Regions from separate parts of the Homo sapiens genome. Here region 2 is linked to region 1. Evidence: chromatin loops called from intact Hi-C (ENCODE). Cell type or tissue: IMR-90. All regions are shown on one strand.

What was found. Hi-C counts contacts between places; a loop is a spot of excess contacts. Peaks named below come from ENCODE experiments on the same cell type or tissue, not always from the same donor. Only the 100,000 strongest peaks of a DNase experiment are listed, where the experiment ranks them.
Region 2: it touches region 1 in a loop (5-fold over the local background); 5 of 110 quality-filtered maps call a loop at or near these places.

What each region holds. Positions count from the first base shown.
Region 1 is chr1:33,466,151-33,474,150 of GRCh38, reverse strand. It overlaps ZSCAN20 (zinc finger and SCAN domain containing 20), which reads right to left and starts at 1,506. Exons shown (of 8, transcript NM_001377376.1): 1 at 1,460-1,506. It also overlaps the pseudogene TLR12P. RefSeq lists a silencer at 3,249-3,543 and enhancers at 4,933-5,457, 5,458-5,984. In IMR-90, a CTCF peak has its summit at 3,488 (motif pointing right); DNase peaks (open chromatin) are centred at 1,620 and 3,360; H3K4me3 peaks cover 900 bases; H3K27ac peaks cover 1,783 bases.
Region 2 is chr1:33,178,023-33,186,022 of GRCh38, reverse strand. It overlaps TRIM62 (tripartite motif containing 62), which reads left to right and starts at 3,980. Exons shown (of 5, transcript NM_018207.3): 1 at 3,980-4,998. The coding sequence starts at 4,591. It also overlaps a transcript of ZNF362 not described here. RefSeq lists silencers at 3,806-4,115, 4,346-4,415, 5,006-5,205, enhancers at 5,288-5,457, 7,557-7,726 and a cis regulatory region at 7,641. In IMR-90, no CTCF peak of the experiment used is centred here; DNase peaks (open chromatin) are centred at 3,362, 3,872 and 5,122; H3K4me3 peaks cover 2,069 bases; H3K27ac peaks cover 1,392 bases.

The DNA.
Region 1 (8,000 bases):
CAACCAATTAGCCATGACTGCCAGGGACACAGGAAGGGGCACTGGCAGCACACATTCCATGTATTTGTCACCCCTGGCTTAAACTCCCATTGGCAATGAATCAGCTTCAGCTTCCAGCAGATAGCCTTGCCAGGCAGAGGAAGACTAAAGCTCCTGCCCTGGAAATCCACTGGCAATAGAAGTCTTCAAGGCTGGTATAGCAAAGCTTACCCTGCATGGTCTTCATTCACACATACATACATCAAGTATTTACTGCTTTACATCAAGTGTTTACTGCTCTAGACTGGGCAATGGGGAAACAGAGGTGATTGAGACACTGTTCCTGTCCTGGAGATGTTCACAGTCTAATGGAAGAGACACACACTTCACAGATAATTATGATCAAATGTGGTAATAGGAGAAGTTATGGGAGCTGAGGGTTGGGGGTGACTTAATTTGCTTAAGGGAATTGAGCAAAGTAAGAGTTGAAATTTTTTTAAGTTAAAGAAGTTCTCTTGGCAAAGAAGGTGAAGGGCAAGGAGAGAATATTCTAAGCTGAGAGAACAGCATATATAATGATGGAAAACCAAATGGCCTACCCAGGAAACGAGGAAAACCTTGACAGCCCTGGAGTGTGAGGTGCATGAAGATTAGGCTGCAAAAGGAGTTTATGAAGGACAAGGTGTTTGGACTTTACAGGTGCTGGGTGCCAATGAAAGTTTTCAAGCAGAAGGCATAATCAGATTTGTAGGTGAAACAGATCACACTAGGTGCAATGTGTGTGTTCATGCTGGGAAACTGAAAAGGCTTCTGCGAAAACCCTACAAGAAAGAGGCCGACTGAAAAGATATTAAAGAAATTAAAGATCGGAAGATCCTTGGACGTGGAAGAATGCAAGAGGAATCAGTGGGTAAGTAGGTAGGTAGGTAGGTAAATGGGATGATCGTGCCACTGACTTCCATAAGACATAAGGAAAGAAGTGCAGGTTTGGGGCAGAACACAATAGCCAGTCCCATCCACTGGGTTCCAGAGGTAACAATCATTAGGGAGGTAACAAATTAGATATGCTTGTTCTAGATGGGAAGGTAGAGATTGAAACACTATTTTTAAGGTCGGGCTTCAAGCTCAGGCCCTCTTCACTTCTTGCCAGGGCCCCAGACCCTCTATCCTTTCCTCTGTGGTCTCCAGACCTTTCTATGACTCTCCCACCTCCAAAACCTCCCTCAACCCCCTCACCTTCAGACCCTTCTAAGGCCCTCCTCATTCCCAGGGCCCTCTATCGCCTCCTCATCCCCGACCCCTGTATGACCCTTCCCATCTCCGGCCTCTACATCCTTTGACCGTCCCTCACCCTCCACCCCCACATATAAGCTTCTTTCTCCCCTCTCACCTTCCCCAGCCCCCTGTGTCACCACCACCTCCTAAGTCTCCAGCCCAGAGCCTGCGTCTCAGCTGCCCCCGCCCCGCCACCCGGACTCACCCACCGAGACACCCACTTCACAACAGGGCGGAAGTGCTCCCGGGCTCGTGCGGGGAATGCTGGGACGCGGAGTCCGAGCGGCGCCACCCTGGGAATGGAACGTCTGAGACCACAATTCCCAGAAGGAACCGCGCGAGCGCCGGGGGCGGCCCCCTCCGTTTGCTGCCTTTCAGACGTCTTCAGCCAATAGATATGTCATCTTCTAACGGACCCTGGCACTGGAACAAATCGGAACGGGCGCGACACATGGGGGCGGGACCTGTTGCGATCCTGGCCTTTTCCATAGGCTTCCGGATAACAGCACCGCCCAATGGGAGGGCACTCGAGCAGAAGGGGGCCCAGTTCTACTGAGGGGTCGAAGTGAGAGCCTCAGACCCTGAAAGATCAAAGCAGACACAATAAGAAATAAGAAGAGAGAATGACTAGAGGTGACCAGCCCGATAGGCAGGAGAGAACTGGACAGTTGTAGCTTTAATTTCCAGCTTACAGCTAAGCTGTGTGACTTTGGAAGAATTCTGAACCTCGTTCTCTTCAACCATAAAATGAGGGTAGTAATGGCATCCATGTCACAGAGTTTTGTGAACTTTCAATGAGATAATACACCTAAAACGATTAGCTCAGGGCCTGGCTCCTAATAATGCACAGCGATTGTTAGCTATTATTATGTAAATCAGTTAGTACAGAGCTTGGCACTTCCTAGGTGTTGGAAGAATGTTAATCATTATTACAAAATAATCCTCATATAAATGCGGGTGCTCTGTACCACTGTGAATACTTTGGGGCATGAACAATCTAATGTGGTGTTGAGAATGGGGGCTTTGTAGTCAGACATGGATCCAAATCCCAACTCAACTACTTCGCAGCTGTGTGGCCTTGAACAAATTACTGCCATCTATTTTGTCTTTGGAATTTTCATCTATAAAATGCAAGTAATGTAAGAGAACTTACATCACAGGGTGTTATGAAGGTTAAATGAGACTATTTAGGTAAAAGTCTCTGAAGTCAAGCTGCTTGTGTCTGAAAGTTCTTACTTTCAAATGAAGGATGCAGGTCATACCACCCGCGTTGTGAAACCTTGGGCAAATTACTTAGCTTCTTTATGCCTGCATTTTCCCAGCTGTAAAATGGGAATGATAATACTTGCCTCTTCCTGAGACAGTTGTTGAGAGGAATAAATGGGAGAAGGTATGTAAAGAGCGTGACACATGTCTGACACACAGAAAGTGTTTAATAATCATTAGCTAGTCCAGGCACGGAGGCTCATGCCTGTAATCCCAGCCCTCTGGGAGGCTGAGACGGAAGGATCGCTTTAGTCCAGGAGTTTGAGACCAGCCTGGGCAGCGAAGTGAGACCTCGTCTCTATTTTAAAAAATAGAAAATACAATAATATACATAATCATTAGCTATTATTATTATTACCAATGGTTATGCGGCTTAGGGAAAATTGACAATACCTAGCATCTGGTAAGAGCTCAATGCATGTTGGCTAGTGTTAAAATAGGAGAATTCTTAGCTTTAACGACCCAGTTTAAATTCCTTCTCTGTGAAACATGTTCCAACTTATTTGTAGTAATAACTCATGTGATTTTACTCAGTAAACATAATAACAACCCGTAAATACTCCTTGGTGTTGAAGTCTCACAGTAGCCCTATGAGATTGGTATTGTTTGCTCCACTTTACAAAGAGGGAATGAGACTTAGAGAAACGAAGTGACCTACTCAAGATCACAGAGCCAATAAGAACCAGGGCTGCGATTTGTCACCCCCTAGGCATGTGACTCCAAAGGTCCTACACTGCATGAGGAAGAGACCATATGTGGAAGTAGGAGGGTTTGAGATGGGGAGGGACAGTGCAACAGTGTGGGGTGCCAAGGGAGCCGGAAACATTTGAGAGAGTGTCAGGATCTGAAGCTGGAGAGGCAGCTTTGCAGGGTCAGGTAAGGACGTGTCCACTTCAGCATCATCTGCCCTAAGAGGAAGAAGGGAGGCGAGTGTGCAGAGAGAGGAGAGGACATCATTAGGACACAAGAGGGCGCGCCTCGCCCTCAATACAGCCTCGAATTATTCTATGGTTTCCCTTAGCCTTTGTCTAATTAAAGCCTGGCATTCTACAGAAGAGAAAAAACTAACGAAGTCCTCAAGAGGCCAACTGCCCTTTAGTGCCGTGTAGAAATAAGCAACAGAGCCTGAACCTGTTCCAGGTTCTCTCTGGTTCAGCACCCATCAGGATTTGGTTTGCAAGCGTTCTGTCTGCATTTGTCTACCAGGACTCTCTCTGATTTGGGCAGACACTAGGCTCTAAGGATGCAGAGATGAAGCAAACCTGGTCTCTGACCCCAGGGCCTGATCTCTAAACTTTCCCAATAGAGCGCTCCCATAAGTGAAGCCTTTTTGAGTTTTTGAGTTGAGCACACACTCCCAACATATGTGTATTTATTTACTTATAAATGATGTGCCTGTAATAGCTAACTTTCCTTGAACATTTGCAATGCATTATTAGGTCCTTCTCTCAGTGCTTTATATGTATTAACTCATTTAATACATCCAAAACCCTTTGAGGGAGAGTCTAACACTATCCCATATTACAGAAAAGGAAACTATGGTATAGAGAGGTTAAATAACATGCTAACGGCACGTGGCTAAAAAAGCAGGCAGTCTAGCTTCAGAATAAGGTAAGATTTTTAAAAAATAGAAATAGAAGTTATAACAGTTTCTTTGCAACCATAGTGTGATAATCTTGTGCACTCAGCTTTGGAGACCACTATTTCTGTGGCTTTCAGGCCTGTGATCAGTCCTTTGAGAAAGGGAGGTGCAGGAAATTGTGGGAGCCCAGGGGCAACAGTTATCTAGGCTGGGAGATCAGGAAAGGCTTCTGAAGAAAGTGATGGCTGAACTGCATCTTAAATAATACTTAAGAGTTCCCCAGGGAAAAGGTATTTTTCAGTGCAAGAACAGCATATGCAATGGCCCAGAGACAAAAGGTGTGATGATGTCCTGGGACCCACAGGTAGTCTAGCATAGTCAGAGTACAGAGTGACAAGGGGGTAGGCTTCTCCTCCCAGTGTTGCTATGAGGCTTAACTGGAGATAGATGGGAACAGGCCTTCATGTTTTTTATTGAGGGAACAGGCAATCAGTCTGCTGTCTCCTGGGCAGCATCCCAGCTTTTTGATCCTTAGCTGCCAATCCCTCTATAACCCAGATGGCAAAAGGGGTCCCTTGGCCCCTTGAAGATCTGGTTGAACTTGACCTGGACCCCATTCCACAGCTTAGGACTGGCCAAAGGCTTCTCTCTTTGCCCTCTCTCTCCATGAATTTCCAACCTTATTTCCTCTGGACTACAGTTTCTGTGAATCCAACCCTTTCACCTTCTGCCTCATTGTACTCCAGCCCGGACAACAAGAGCAAAACTGCATCTCAAAAAAAAAAAATTCAATCAAGCCAAGCATTCATGGATTTAGTACATTTATTGAGGGTTTGGAGATCTTGAGATTACATTACGTACCACATGGCCACCTGCCATCTCCCAGATTTTCTTATTCAGCCTCCAGAGCCTTCCCAAAGCCTGTGTTCCCATTTGATTCTCCCTTGCACACACAGTAGCCCCACCTTCTACTAAAAACTGAGTTCAGTCTCATAGCCCACACATACTCACTATCTCCCTGCCAAGCTGGCTTGCTTTTCTTACCCCCACCTTCCAACACACACGCACCCATTCTACCCTACCCCAGGGTGCTCCAGCCTGCTCCCTAACCAAGCCCAGAAGTCATTCTTTCTTTCCTCTTCCTTGGGCCACATGCAATAGTCTCTTCAGCGGAGCAACCAGGCCAATCTGTGGCAGCAAGGGAGCTAGTGGCGTAAGATGGGCTCCAGGAAGACCAGCAGTAGCCCTTGGGGGGTGGGGGACAGCCAGCAGAAAGGAGGTGGCCAGGAGGAGCTCCAGGCATCAGCAGGGGGTGTGCAGGGCCTGGTGACTCAGCACACAGAGCGTGACCCAGCTGCCCACCATGCTGTCTGCTGCATTGTCAGCCACATCCTTGCCTGGCTCAAAATCCCACTCATGGAGGCAGAGTGGCAGCCCCCGGCCAGCTGGAGGGCAGTCCTCTAGAGCAGGCAGCAGCTCCTGCACCATCCAGCCCTGGTCTTGCCTGCAGTGGGACACAAACACGTCATAGAGGAACCTCTTGCCTTTACCCTTCTGACTCCTCAGACTCTGGAACCAAACCCTGAGCAAGGCCTTGAGTTAGAGGATCCAGGAATTCCTGGCTTCCTTTAGGAAGGGCAAGGAGACCAGCAGAAGCAGCAGGGCAGAGCTGCGCAAAAAAGAGCTCCAACCCCAAAGTCTTGGGGCAGTGGCTCCAGAGAAAAGGGAAAAAGAGATTCTTTGAGTGGCCCCCAGCTTCTGAATGGCACAGCTGCTGTGATACTATGTGCATGTATGTTCTGGGGGACTGCTAAAGCCAGGGCCCCACGCAGGCATTGGCACACTGGCAGGCCAAGGATGAGGTCAGAATATAGATGTACTGGGGCATCCGAGGACTGTGCTCCTGGAGGCTGTCATCCAGCATGAAGTCTTTCTCCCTGTCTAGTACTAAGACCTGGAGACTGCCGAGGCCCCCAAAAGCAGCAGCAGACAGTGTCTCCAACCCTGTTTGGGACAGCTGCAGCATATCAAGCCTGGGCAACTCACCCACCAGCTCCTCAAGCCGCACTGGGCAGGGGCATGCTTGAGACTGCAGTGCCTGCAGCTTCAGCTCCTGTAGACTGGGCAGTCCCGTGATGCAGTAGGGCCTAGGGCTATGCCTGTTTCCCCATCCTTCAAGGACTTGAGCTTCGGGAGCTGCCAGAGGAAGAAGCTGGAGGTGTCCTGGGAACAGAGGGGCTCCAACCTACTGCCAAGCAGGGAGAGTTGATGAAGGGCAGGGAAGATCTTGGAGATATTCTGGGTCTCTAGCTGCAGTCCCCAGCCCTTTAAAGTCAGGATCTGCAAGACTGGAAAGACATTAGGAGACAACCTCCAATGCTTCATGCCTGAAACTGCGTGGAGCTCCAAGCTAGTCAGTCTTGTGAGCAGGGAAAATGCTACTCCCGCAGGGCCAAAGGGAAACTGTATTCTCAAGCTGTGCAGACTTTCTGGGCCCCGGAAGCCCCAGGTTGGGCTCAGCACCATGTGAGTACCTACCAGGTTTTGGGTGGTCAGTGTAGGCAGAGGAGCCAGCCAGCCCTCACCCAGGGTTACCAGTGGATTATTGCCCAAGTTCAAGGTCTGTAGCCTCTGTAGGCCCTGGAATACCTGGTCTTTCAAGCAAACCAGTTGGTTCCCTTGAAGTAGCAGCTCCCGCAGGTGGGGCAAACAGGAGAAGATGACTGGGGACAGGGTACACAGCCTATTCTTGGACAGATCCAGGGCCCACAATCCTGACACAAACCCTGTCTCATTCATACACAACATGGCGCTCCTCAGTTGGTTGTTGGCCAGGTTCAGTCTCTGAAGCCTGGGCATGGCAGCCAGGAAACCTCGTGGTAACTCAATCAGGCCATTGCTCCGAAGACCCGAGCTCTTCAGGCTGTGACAGGAAGCCAGGCCTTCCAGGGCTATGTGCCTTGTCCGATTAATCCCCAAATTCAGCTCCTGAAGCTCAAAATGGGCAACCATCCTGGCAGGCAGCTCAGCCATGTCAGTGAGTGTCACAGGGCATCCAATCTCTGCAGCCCCCGTCCCACCAGTGCATCTGCCTTCATCTTTGTGTGGTCCAGATTCAGAGTCCCCAGCTTGAGGACCTGGAAGGCTCCAGGACTGGCCAGCTTCAGCCTACTATTGAATGACAGGTCCAACATGTCCAAGGCCCAGGCATCCCCAGAGGAGGGGCCATGCACCAGATCTGGGAAGATATCAGCCAGCACCCCCACATTCTGAAGGAAATTACACCTGATCGACAGCCATCACAGACTGGGAGGCAACCGGACACCCAAGCTCCCATCCAGGCAGGAACCCAAGAAAGCAAGGTCCTGGAGGGATCTCAGGTCACCAAAGGCATCAGCGGTAGGAAGATTAATGCTCCCACGGTGGGAGCTATGAAAGACATAATGCAGCTGCCCCAACCCCCAGAGAGCTCCTGGCAGGAGCTGGGTGAGATGCAGATTCAGCCCCAGGACCTTGAGCCCAGGAAAGCGGGAGAAGGCATCCTGAGGCAGAGCAGAAGTGGAACCAGATTGACAGAGACCCTCCACGTTCTGCAGCACAGTTTCCAAGGCCCGCACCAAGTTGATCACTGAGAGGCATGTGGTGAGGAAAGGCAGGCTGGAGTCCAAGAGGCAAATCAGGAAGAAGCGGGAGACCATAGACAGCCGGGAGCCTTCAGTCACTAAACTATTGGAGATGGTCCAGCCTGCGGTCAGAGGAAGGGACAGGAGCAGACCAGGCAACAGCAAGTGCCTGTCCATCTCAGCACCAAGTCTAGTCCACAGAGAAGCAGAATCAGAATCCCACTCTATCCCCTTCCCTTTTCCAGACCCTATCCTCCCCCTCCAAAATACACATA
Region 2 (8,000 bases), 290 kb after region 1:
CAATTTTCTTTATTTTTTCTGATTACAAAAATATATATAATAAACAGAGCTATCTAATGTAAAAGTTAAAGTCCCCCATAATCCCAGCCCACAAAAGAACACAATTAGAATATAGTTCTATAGAATTTTTGTTATGCAAATAATGCCTGTGATTGTGTCTAAGTCTGTGGGTGTCTATGTGTCAGTGTATTTGGGTCTTTCTTTTCTTTTTCTCACTCAACAATAGCTCTTGGATAGCTTTCCAGAAAAAAAAATTCCTGATGTTAATTTCTGGAGTATGAATGGAAGCAGATGGCATACACTGCAGTCAGGATCTCTAAGTCTTAGTTCAGACCACTCAACCACATCAGATGTGGAGAGAGCAATGACTTGCCAAATGTAAAGATAATCAACAGTTTTAGTGTTCTGCATCTTAATGGAGATGGAATAAGGTCAAGAGAAGAACTGCTCAGAGGATAAAAGGACTGAACACTGGGAAGTAAAGTGAAAGAGAAGAGACTGGGTCGGGCACGGTGGCTCACACCTATAATCCCAGCACTCTGGGAGGCCAAGGCAGGCAGATCACTTGAGGTCAGGAGTTTGAGACCAGCCTGGCCAACATGGTGAAACCCCCTCTCTACTAAAAATACAAAAATTAGCTTGGCGTGGTGGCGGGCACCTGTAATCCCAGCTACTCGGGAGGCTGAAGCACAAGAATTGCTTGAGGCTGGGAGGTGGAGGTTGCAGTGAGCCAAGATTGCACCACTTCACTCCAGCCTGGGCAACAGAGCAAGACTCCATCTCAAAAGAAAAAAAAAAGAGTCTGTGACTTTCAGCCAGAGAAAACCACATACTATGTCCTTTGGAGGAGATTAGACCTACATATTAAGACTATCTACTGAAAGGATTTAGACAATAGAGTAAAATAGTACCAGAGCCTCTTCTAAAAACAGCTGCAAAATTGGCTGGGCGCAGTGGCTCATGCCTGTATTCCCAGCACTTTGGGAGGCAGAGGCGGTTGGATGACCTGAGGTCAGGAGTTTGAGACCAGCCTGACCAATATGGTGAAACCCTGTCTTTACTAAAAATACAAAAATTAGCCAGGCATGGTGGTATGCGCCTGTAGTCCCAGCTACTAGGGAGGCTGAGATAGGAGAATCACTTGGACCTGGGAGGCAGAGGTTGCAGTGAGCCAAGATCATGCCACTGTGCTCCAGCCAGGGTGACAGAGCGAGACTCCATCTCAAATAAATAAATAATAAAAACAGCTGCAAAATAGTATGGAGAAAGCTGGGCTGCTGCAACAAAAGACCCAAAATACAATGGCTCTTAGAAAATAAGTTTACTTCTCACTCTGTAGTCCATGTCAGGGTGGCTGTACTTCATGCAGTCATTCAGGAACCCAGGATCCTCCCATATCTTTGCTCCATCAGCCCTTTTGAAGCATTATTGAAGCTGTGTCCCTGGTACATCTATGTTCCAACTCAAGAGAAGAGAAAATGGAGCATGGGAGAGCAAAAGCTTCATGCCTTAAGGTCTATTTCTATTTATGTTCTATTAGAAAGATTTTAGTCACCAAGTCTCACTCGGCTGCAAGAACAGCTGGGATGTATGATCTCTAGTGGACCAGCCATTCCTCCGACTGCTACTCTACTACATAGAAGAACAGGAGGATGAAGTTTAGTGGACAGCTAGCAATTTCCATCACATCTCCTTTATTTGAGCCTTGGTATCTTCCTCTATAAAACGGGGATAATAATATAAACTAGTTAAGGCTGCTTTGGGACTGAAATCCAATAATATATGTGAGAATGCTTAGCAAGCCCTACTGTGCCTGATAAGAATTTCTCATTGATTTTGCCCTCTAGACTGCCAGCTCCTTGGGAGCAAGGAGCATAGTTTATTCCACCTCCTCACAAAGACCTGCTTGGAGTCAGCATCAGTAAATACATGTTGAATAATGAAGTCACTGTTTCATCCATCATCAAGCCTTTTTTTTTTTCATTTCATTTCAAATGCTTCAATAATTTAGACTCTGCCCTGTTCACTTTCCCCACCCCCTCATTAGGGGTGCACGTCAGTATATCAGTTGGGATTCTCTGGGTTGCAAAGTGACAATGCACTACTGTTAAACTGGCTTATGCAATAAGATGGACCATCTCACATATCCTGAAGTCCAGACTCTGCATCAGAATAAAAGCTTCTCTTCCCTAGGACTCTCTTGGCCTTGCCCTCCCTTCTGTATTTGCTGCATCCTCAGACTGGGAGCAAGATGGCTGTTGCAATTCCAAGCATTGCCACCAAACATATCCCAGCAAAGGGGGCAGACTGTTTTGCAAAGTAAAGAGACCATTTCCTGAAAACCCCTCTCTGCCATAGGCTTCCCCTTTAGTTTTTCAGGCTGGACCTGCCCAAACCGTCACTGGCAAGAGGAATGAGACCACCATAATGGACTTGGACCAAACAAGACTCACTCCATGAGACCACCATAATGGACTTGGACCAAACAAGACTCACTCCTGGAAATGGGCTGGGGTCAGCCTTCCTTGGGTCACTTGGGGAAGGGGGCCACCTGACCAAAATCAGGGCTCTGCCCATAAGAAAATGTTGAGAAACTGCTGTTGCATGAGCAACCAACTATTTTTCTCGCAATGATGGAGATTCTGGGCCAGATGAGGGTGTGATGGAGAAAGTGTTAACCATAGAGAACTAAACTGAGAGCTTTTTCATAAACTGTACCTCAATAAAGTTTAACACCAATGAAGATATTTCTGGAGGAGGCAGAAACTGGTAGCCACCCTCTATGGCTCATTTCCCTCACCCCCGTATCCAACCATCACCAAATGTCACCGTGTCTGTACTTGCAATACCCTAGTCTTCTCTCCTTACCCACTGCTGAGGCCCCAGTTCGGGTCTCACCTCCTGCAGGCACGATGACAACAGCACCTTAGGGGTGCCCAGTCTTTCCTTCCTCCTGCAACCCAGGGCGTTGATGCGGTTATTCAGCTACACACCTTTACTGTGTGCTGAGTGCTGTGCATCCGCAGACACATTGGAAAAGCTCCCTGTCTTCTTCACCTTGCAGATGGTATAATGATTATCTCCAAGACTTCCTGAAACCCAATCGGACCAGGTCATTCCCTTGCCTGAAAGCCCCATGCCTTCAAGAAATTCTTTACCATGACCCACAATGCCCTCCAGCCCACCCAGGCTCCTTCTCCACCCCACCCCCAACAGTACAGAATTACTAGCACTTCCTTCACTGCGCCCTCCCCTTTCACGCCTCTATGCTTTTGCACAGGCTGTCTCCTCTGCCTAGAAATCCCTTATCCCCTCTCCATCTGGCACACAAGACAAGTTCTCCTATTACTTTTTCTCCCTCTCTCCTGCTCCACCCCTCACCGCCTTACACACACACACACACACACACACACACACACACAAATACAGCACTCCAGAATTGTTTGCCAATGGAGGCAGCCTCCGGGGCCAGATGTTAGCCAGGGCTTTCCAAACTTCTCCCCAAGCACTCCTTAAGAAAGTGAAGAGGAAATGGGACCCCAGGGCTTAGGAGTGTGAGGGCCTTGAACTCGCTCTAAGCAAGCAGGGCATTTCAAGAGTTTTATCTTTATATTTTATGCAGAAGTTGTATTCCAAATATATTCTTGTTCGTTTTAATACAAAATATGATTTTTTCTACATCTTCAAATCGATGATCCAGAAAGATGCTCCTTGTTTATTTGTTGTGCTCTCAAATTAGCTGCTCCGCCTCGCCGCGGGGACCCTAAGCGAGACCTGGATGCAGTTCCAAGTACACACCCCGAAGGAACAGCTGGGCTTCGCTTCCCTGGGAGCTGGAGGATGGTGGGGGTGGGGCGGGGTCAACCGGCTGGTGGCCCCGCCCCTCCCCCGCCCGCTGCGGGGGCGGAGTTGCTTGGGTCCCGCCCACGGGGGCGGGGAGGCAGCCGCGGCCACCGGCAGCTCGGATTCGGCTGGTTCCGGGTTGAGAGGCTGCGCTGGACCGAAGCGGTGGCTGCTAAGCTCGCGGGGGTAAGGGGTCGCGCTGGGCCAGGGTTTGGGGCCGGGATCCGGCAGCTGAGCGGGCCGGCACCCCTCCTCTTCTCTGCCGGTCACAGCCAATGTACGGCTCGGCCTGGCTGCCCCCTCCCCCAGGATTCCCCATCCCCAGCTTCTCGCCCTCCCCGCACCGCCCCCACCCCGGGATTTCGACCCCCTTAAGGGCTCCACCCCGCTCCGGGATCCCCTTCTCCCAGCTCCTATCCCTTAGGACTGCCCCGCCCCCTAGAACCTCCCCGTCAGGATCTCCGTCCCTCAGCCGCTCACAGCCTCCTCCCAGCGCCCATCGCCTTGAGCTGCCCACTACCTCTAGACTGCCCTCCCGGGCTGGCGTCCCACGGAGTCTCAGCCGCGCACCCCTTCCTCGCGTTACCCTCCTTCCGGACAGCACCCCCTCCCTTCTCCGGTAGCTCCTACCCCTGCCTGTGCGGGCCTCGTCCCCGCGCCCAGCCCTCGGTGCTGCCTCCGACAGCGCCGCGCTCTCTCAGCCGCCCCCCTGCCCCTCGGGCCCCCCTCTCTGCTGCCCCTGGCGCCATGGCGTGCAGCCTCAAGGACGAGCTGCTGTGCTCCATCTGCCTGAGCATCTACCAGGACCCGGTGAGCCTGGGCTGCGAGCATTACTTCTGCCGCCGCTGCATCACGGAGCACTGGGTGCGGCAGGAGGCGCAGGGCGCCCGCGACTGCCCCGAGTGCCGGCGCACGTTCGCCGAGCCCGCGCTGGCGCCCAGCCTCAAGCTGGCCAACATCGTGGAGCGCTACAGCTCCTTCCCGCTGGACGCCATCCTCAACGCGCGCCGCGCCGCGCGACCCTGCCAGGCGCACGACAAGGTCAAGCTCTTCTGCCTCACGGACCGCGCGCTTCTCTGCTTCTTCTGCGACGAGCCTGCACTGCACGAGCAGCATCAGGTCACCGGCATCGACGACGCCTTCGACGAGCTGCAGGTGCGCTACCCGGCCTGCCTGGGGAAGGGGCGGGGCCGGGCTGGAGGTGGGGCCGGGCGGGGGGTGGGGTCAGGGCTGGACCGCGGGCCAGGCCCAGTCAGAATGGTCCTGGGGCGGGGCCGCCAGCAAGGTCAGGGCCCTATCAGGAGTAACGCGGGGCAGGGAGGGGCGGGGCCGCCGCATGGCGGGGCCGTGGGGGCGGGGCCTTGGGCAGTCCGGACCCTGAGGGATCTGAGACAGACCTGGAGTACCGGCTGGTCCGCGGTTAGGGAGAAGTCGGGGATGCGGATGGGATGGCGGAAACAAGTGAGATCAGAACTGGACCAGATACTGGGCTGGGGCAGGGTTGTGGACGAACCGGAATCAGAGTTGGGCAAAGGCAGGGCCACTGTCAGACTGAGGGCGAGGTCGCGAGGATGGGTCTGTATTAAACCGGGTAGCTGAGCTCTGGCAGGCTGGGGGTTCTGTGGGGGCGGAGACCGGATCAGATGTGCATCAGGACTAAGAGGAGTACGGGGGCTAGAATGTGCTGGACAGGTGAGGGTGAAACCTAATAGAGTGGTATAAGTTAGGGTGCCAAAGTGCTGAGAGGGCAGGTTTGAGTACCGAGGGTTAGGCCAAGGTGTATGAGGGGTTAAGACTGAGATCAGGTCCGGATACTCTACAACAAGTTTAGATTTAAGCCAGAGTAGAGGCCAGGTTGAGTGGGGCCAGGACTTAAAGGTAAAGATTTGGAGAATAAGGCCCAGATGTAAGGTGATTCAAGAAGGGAGGGGCTAGACCTCTAGGAGTCTCTAGAGGTTTTTGATGACCTCTTTGGCTCTGTCCCCCACATCAGGACTTTTGAAGACTAAGTGAAACGGTACATGCAGAGTGACCTGAGCATAGTTGGCATAGAACTCTAATCGGTCTCCCTTAAGACTTCCTGTCTTCACTGACAAACTCCTACTCAACTTTTATTGAGCCTTGCTCAAATATCCTCTCCGTGAAGCCTTCTCCAAGTTCCACTGGTCAAACAAACAAACAAACAAACAAAAACATTAGAACTGCATTTCCCCAAATGCTCTCTATTAATAAGTGTGGGAAATATAGTATATTTTTTATACCCACCCCCTTGGAGAATTTTCAGTGTGCATTTGCATATTAAAAGCTTAGAGAAATTTTGTTGCAAATAAATCTATTTTACTGTGTTTAATAAAATGGTTCCCAAGCTTACTTGGGCCTGGAATCCTTTTTTCAAGCTAAATCACTTAAATCCAGCAGCCCCATGTACCTGGCTTTGGGATACTAGTCGAGCACGTAGTTCTCCAAGGCCAGAGACAGAATCTTATTTCTCCTATCTATGGCCCCAAAGCCTGGTGCAAGGCCTGGCCCACAGTACACACCAATAAAGGCCAAATGAATGAACGAAAGAATGACCAACCCTGGCCTAAGCTGGACCACACTGTGGAGCGTTTGGAAGCAGAAGGTTTTTGGCTCAAACATTTTATGAAAATGGAGTGGGCTAACTTGGGAGGTAATGAGCTCTCTGGCCTCGAGATACTCAAACAGAAACTAAATAATTACTTTCCCCTGTATTGTAGGGGCTCCCAACCCCTCCACACACTAGTCTTTGAGTAGGCCTGCACCCAGCAGATGCCCATGGGCCTCAGGAGAAATGGCCCATGTTCACCATCGCTCCTTCCCTGTCCCTTTTATCTCAAAACTACAACTGACTCCCTTCCAGTCTAGCTGTCTGAGGATGAAGGCCCCATCAGAGGGTGAGCAAGGGCCTGGGCCTCTGGGAGCCTGCACAAGGCTTGGCCCTCCACCCCCAGAGCCATCGTTTTAGGCGCTGCTGCTGTCCATCTCCCCGTCTATGGAGTCACATAAGCAGGAAGAGTTTGAGGGGACTCTGTCTGAAACCATCTGTCCAACCTCTTCATCATGTAGGAATGGAAAGTGAGGCCTGGAGAAGTTATGTGACTTGCCCAAGGCCACACTTCCAGACAGTGAGAGAGCCAGGGCTATAGGGCACAGCCTGACCCAGATCCCTCTTCTCTGATCTCTCCCCTCCTTGTCTGACCTTCTAGCCTCTGCTTCAGAGCCTTGGTTCTCCTGTCTGCAAACCAGGAAATCCAAATTACTGTATGTTGGGCTTCTGTACTCTATCCCATGACCTGGGGGACACAGGAGAAATTGAACATGTATTACCTACAAATATTATTGAAATGCTTCATTATTGGGTGAAAAGTAAAACAGGACTGCCACTTGCTTACTCTCTAGTGCACTGTTGTGGGGTTGGACATACTTGGGTTCCAAACCTGCTGTGGGCACTGTGTGCACCTTGGTGAGTCACTTCATGTAAACGCTGATGCTCTGTCTGTACAATGGGGTCAGGATGCTTCCTTCCTACCAGGACTTTTGTGAAGCTGACCTGGGATTAACCTGCTATTTGAGGTTCAAAGGCACACAGTACGGGCTGGAATAACATACAGCCCACCTTTTCTCTTTCTGCCTGTGAGAGCTCATGTGCCCAGCTGAGTGAATGCCCAGACTCTCCTCTCTGGCCCGAGAAGGAGGCCTTGCTTTAGTGTGTCCTCTGGGCTTGGCAATTTGGTGGCAGAGAAATCTGCCTCCCATCTAGAGAGGATGTGCTGCTGGGTGAGATTCAAGGCACCCTCCACCCCACCTGCCTCTCCCTCCATATGGGGAAGGCAAGGCTTATTAGCTATTTATGCAGCAGAAATAAGGCTGAACCCACCCTCACATCCCCTTCTCTCCCAGCAGCTGATGGAGCTGGGGCCCTTCTGCAGAATTACAGACTCAGAGCCATGCAGATGATCTGGTGCCACATCCACTTGACAGATGGGGAAACAGGAGAGGGAGAGGGAGGAAGGGAACTTGCCTAAGGCCTCGAAGCCAGAGGAAGCTGGGCCTATACTCAGCTGGAGTCTCCCAACACCCTACCTAGCAGTTGGCGTGCAGCTTTTACATTTATTATAAATCCTTGAGGCATCAGA